Linked DNA regions of Homo sapiens: region 1 is linked to region 2. A link is an interaction called in ENCODE POLR2A ChIA-PET data of the cell type or tissue named here. Cell type or tissue: OCI-LY7. All regions are shown on one strand.

Region 1 (2,500 bases), 140 kb before region 2:
GTGACTGTGCATGAACTTTACGGGGTCTGGTCTTGACTCTACTACTTTCTGAGGATCATATGCAACTTAGCCTCTCTAAGTCTTAATTTTCACATCTGTAAAATTAAGATTTTTTTGCTATCTACCTTTTTGGGTTCTTATAAATTAGATCATTCATGTGAAGAGTTTAGCATTTGTCTGGTACCTGGCAAAGTCTCAGTAAATACTAGATATTATTATTTGAAATTGGGGGTTATCATTAAAACATGATGTATTCATGCATGAATATACATTCACATAGTTTAGCTATGAAACAGTCAGTTGATAAGTTGTACATTTATACAGGTATACTCTTTTTCCTTCTCTTTCCATTGGTTTCTTGCTACTGTGCCTCAAATTCACACCTACTGTTTAATACTCAGCTTTGTGATGCTGGGATGGGATTCTGCAAACCCTTTTTCCTTTTGCCAAATGGATCCATATCAGATTCCGCTATTAGAAGGTGCTATGTGGAGACTGCTTCCTGGAGAAGAGAAAAGGGATATGCCTCTTCCTGTTTGCTTCCAGTTCCTGCCAGCATCACTCCAACAATGCTTCTTTGCTTTGGCAGTGGCAGTTCATTTCAGCGGAGCAGCTGGCTCCAGTCTTCATTTTTTTCCACACTCTCAGAACCAGTCCCATTGTCCCTCCTTGGTGATCCCAGCCCTGGCCTGTTGGCATACCTTCCTCAGAGGCCTGGGCTCCATCTCTGTGAAGGGTTCCTTCATGTCTCTAGGTCCTAGTTGCCCTAGACTCTTCTCTTTGTTCCTCCAGCCATGGTGGCATAGCCACTTTGTAGTTATCTCTGTGAAACTTCAGCATTATCCTCTCTGCCATCTCAGTTCTCCAATTCCTGGTGAGCAATGATTTACACTAAATGATCTCTGTTAAAATTTCTGATGTTATTTTTGTTTCCTGAGTGGAAACTTCACCTTCCCTAAATAAACCAGTTGAGAATCAGTTGAGAAGGGAAGATTCATTTTATGAGTAAATGTGTCAATGTTACTCTGAAGGAAGAGTGCTGGGAGTCTAGTCTTTATCCTGATTGTACTTATTGTATAACTCTACTCATTGTAGAAGTACCGGAGCCAGCAGACCACCTGGGCCCTGAAGATGCCCTGGAGGCATGGCCTGGGGGGACTGTGCTTTGTGGGCTACGGCTGCTTCCAAGAATGCAGGCAGGGATGAGACCTCAATGTGAGTGTCCACATTTGGGAAGCAGAATAATCCTTTAAGGCAGACAAAGAGGAGAAGGAGGATGGAAGGAGAGAGGCCTGGAAGAGAAAGGACTACTGTGTTATCAGAGGCAGAATGCAGGGTAAAAAATTGGTCACCAAAAGCCGGCAGAGGGTGGGGTGTGGAGAGGGAGAGAGTCACGGAAACTATTAGTCTTGGTAATAGGACAGTTTCAGCCTTTCATTATTTACTGATAATAAAAAAGGCCTGCACAATAGATTGGTCAACACCACTTTCCTGCTTCATTGGTTTCCAAAGGGATTTGATGCTTCCCTACTGAGAGATTATTTCTAGGAGCCCGTTTCAGGTCACTCACCATAATGTCCTCACTCAGTGATCAGCTGTGTTTGTCTCCCTGTATGTCTGTCTGTCTCTCTCCGTTTGTGTGTCTGTTTCTTTCTTTCTCTTTCTCTGTTTCTCTGTCTTTCTCTGTCTCTCTCTCTCTCTCTCTCTCTCACACACACACACACACACACACACTCAAACACACACACACATACACCCATGCTTCTTTATCTATATCTACTGGGAGCACTGGAAATCCTGCCCCAGCAGTGGTCCTGCCCAGAGGGGATCTGACCAGCCAGGCTTCAAGAGAGCAGTGGATGAGGCTGCCATTGCCCTCTGACCCTCAGCTGTCTGGATGCACAATAAAGGATGCCTTTATTGAGTTCAAAGAGCCAGGTGGTGCTGCTGATGGGGAGAAGGCAGAGTGACTCTGGATGGGAAGAGGTGGATGGCTCTCACCACCAGGCAACCTGGTGTGGGGTTTTATGAGCCGAAGCAGAGAAGCTCCTGCCCCTGGCTTAAAAATTGACTATCCTGGCTAAAAACAAAATATTCCCTTTGCTTCTTCAGAGAAGATTCAACAGGAAGGACAATAGCATCTAGTGCCTCCATTGAGATTTTTTAAAAATAAACTTTTTATTTTGGAATAATTTCACTTTTACAGAAAATTTACAAATTAATACGAAGAGTTCTCATGTTCCCCTCTCCTAGTTTTCCCTATTGTTAACATCTTACATCACCACAGTACGTTCAGAAAAACTAAGGAACAAACATTGACAGGTTACTATTGTTAGTTAAACTCTATAATCTTTATTCAGGTTTCACTAGCTTTTCCATGAATGTCCCTTTTTCGGTTCCAGGATTTCATCCAGCATATCAGATTACATTTAGTTGTTGTGTCTTCTTAGTTATAATTTTCCAGTCTTTCCTTATTTTGATACTTTGATAATTTTGAGAA
Region 2 (2,500 bases):
TGCTTCCTGGAGCAAGAAGGTAAGCGAAGGTAAGCAGTCATTCTTCTAGTTCTTTGCTGCGTTTAACGACTGCTGAAGCTGGAAGTGTGACAGGGCACTGCAGTGTACCCATCTTAGTGTGCCGCAGGAGGAGGTCCTGGGGGTGGGCAAGCATGCTATGCTGAGAAATGAGACCAACCACTGAGCACAGAAGCCACAAAAAGACCCTGCCTCCATGGTTTTCAAATTTTATTTCTGTTTCAGAAAATATTGTTCCAAGAAACTCTTACCTGGAATTCTGTTGCACTAGAACAGTTTTTCTGGCCAAAGTGAGGTTGGGGCTGGGTGCTGACCCCATCCTTCTTGGTCTCCTTCCTCTCCTTGTGGTTCTGATAGGGCTGTAAGGAACCTTTGGAATTTACAGAGCAGAGAGTAACAAACAAACAAACAAATGCCTGGTGTCGGAAGATAGAATTTAGATTAAGAGCAAATTTGCAGGACTGGGACCTTCTGTAGAGTCTATCAAGATGAAATATAGTAAGCCAAGATTTGCACATATAGGTGCAAGGTAGAGAGTGCTGGCTTAGCAGCAGCTAGGAAAAACACAGCTTTTGGATTTTGCCATAACACACATCACATTTTCCAACATACATCATAGTGTGATCTGGTTGTCGAAAGTATTGATAAGACTGGGTGCGGTGGCTCATGCCTGTAATCCCAGCACTTTGGGAGGCCAAGGCTGGCCGATCACCTGAGGTCAGGAGTTCGAGACCAGCCTGGCCAACAGGATGAAACCCTGTCTGTATTAAAAATACAAAAATTAGCTGTGTGTGGTGGCACAGGCCTGTAATCCCAGCTACTTGGGAAGCTGAGGCAAGAGAATCACTTGAACCCGGGAAGTGGATGTTGCAGTGAGCTGAGATTGCACCACTGCACTCCAGCCTGGGCAACAAGAGCAAAACTCCGACCAAAAAAAAAAAAAAAAAGCATTGATAAGCTTGAATTCACATTCTGTGAATGTGATGAAAACCCAGAATCCTTCTGTAGAAATTGCCACTTTCCTCTCCTGTGGCCCACCCCTGTCATCATTGTTAATTGATGTTTATTGATTAGGGGAGAGCATTTGAACTAACCCATAGGCTGATCAGCAGCTGCTAGGACAAACTGCAGCTAAAACATTTCATGACTGAGTTGGTGGTGATTAAGGGAAAAGATCATATTCTCTCCCTGTGGAAGTGTTGAATTTAAGTCATAGAGAGTATGTTGGGAAAAAAACCACAAATGGCACACTCACAAGAAGGCAGGCAGAAGCCAAAAGGCGTCATGGACAGTGAGGAGGTGAAAGCCAGGATGAAGCAGCCACTGAGAAGACATGGAGCATGGAGAGCGAGGCAGTGGGGGAGTGGGTGGTATGGAGAGCAGCAGAAGTCAACCAGGAAGGAGCTGGGGCCCCCAAGGTACAGCTAGGGTGTCCCTGTAGTGGAGACTGCACTGAATTCTAGATTTCCCTGCAGGTTTCAAAGCATGTTCCAGTACTAATCCATTCCAGGGTTTCTGTGAGGCCCAGGTTCTTGTGTTCTTTACCCTCATTTGAATCTCCCCAATAACTCTTACCGCAGCTGAGGAGAGCTGCTGCTGTCCTCTGAGGCAATTCTTACTTTTCAAAATGCCTCAAACCCAAACACAAGAGTCCAGCTCACCCAGAACCACAGTGTCCTGAAGGCACTGATGTTAACCCCATTCCTTTCCATATTGCTCAAACTGTGGCCAGCTCCTGTCACTTCAGTTTTCACTGGACATTGACAAGCTGGAGTATGTTCTGAGGAAGAGTCCTGGGAGTTATGCTGTATAGAGGACTTTGGGGCAGAGACAAGGAAAAGATAAGAGTTCAGACTTCAATTCTGTCTTCAAATGCCTGAAGGGTCAATATGTAGAGATGGCACTATATTTTGAGAGGATGCCTCTAAAGGGCAGATACAGGACTGAAAAATGGAATGTTTGTGGAGGTCAGTTTCAGCTTTCTAACTGGAAGTACTCTTTAACACTAGAATGTGTTACTTCATTAAGTGGTGAGCTCCCCATCAAAGAGGGCAAGCAGAACAGGATGCTCTACCTGGAATTCTCTAGAGGAAATTTCTGCATTTGATGGGGCACCAACAAGGTAAAGCCCAAGGTGCCCCGCAAGCATGAGATCCTTGGCTTTATTTTGTGCCTTTTAATAGCAAACAGATATCTGGTCCTGCTGACCTGCCTAAAAGGAGGAAATGAAACTTGTTGACTATTGCTTTTTAGGACTGAATTTGGAAGGAGGCAAAAACAAATCTATTTTCAGAGCAGCAAATGCCAGCACAATTTACATCAAAACCCCCATCTGCTCAACTGAAAGGCGGTGGTATGGACCAAGCATTTTGTGAGCCAGCAACAGGCTTGCTTGTTGAAGAATGTTAGCTCCATGGGGAGTCTCTGATTAGGCCCCTGAAGCTAACTGGGGCCTTTATATTAACTTCTTGCAGTTGTGACC

Evidence for each region. Peaks named below come from ENCODE experiments on the same cell type or tissue, not always from the same donor. Only the 100,000 strongest peaks of a DNase experiment are listed, where the experiment ranks them.
Region 1: POLR2A ChIA-PET joins it to region 2 with 6 read pairs; 2 of 35 experiments call an interaction of 5 or more read pairs at or near these places.

The regions. Positions count from the first base shown.
Region 1 is chr11:19,295,492-19,297,991 of GRCh38, forward strand. The region is part of intron 4 of CSRP3-AS1 (CSRP3 and E2F8 antisense RNA 1); the gene reads left to right. Among named protein-coding and RNA genes, the nearest start is that of E2F8, 56 kb to the left of the region's middle. In OCI-LY7, no CTCF peak of the experiment used is centred here; no DNase peak of the experiment used is centred here.
Region 2 is chr11:19,431,250-19,433,749 of GRCh38, forward strand. It overlaps a transcript of NAV2 not described here. Among named protein-coding and RNA genes, the nearest start is that of NAV2-AS5, 75 kb to the right of the region's middle. RefSeq lists a silencer at 1,139-1,339. In OCI-LY7, no CTCF peak of the experiment used is centred here; DNase peaks (open chromatin) are centred at 1,542 and 2,312; H3K4me3 peaks cover 1,635 bases; H3K27ac peaks cover 1,557 bases.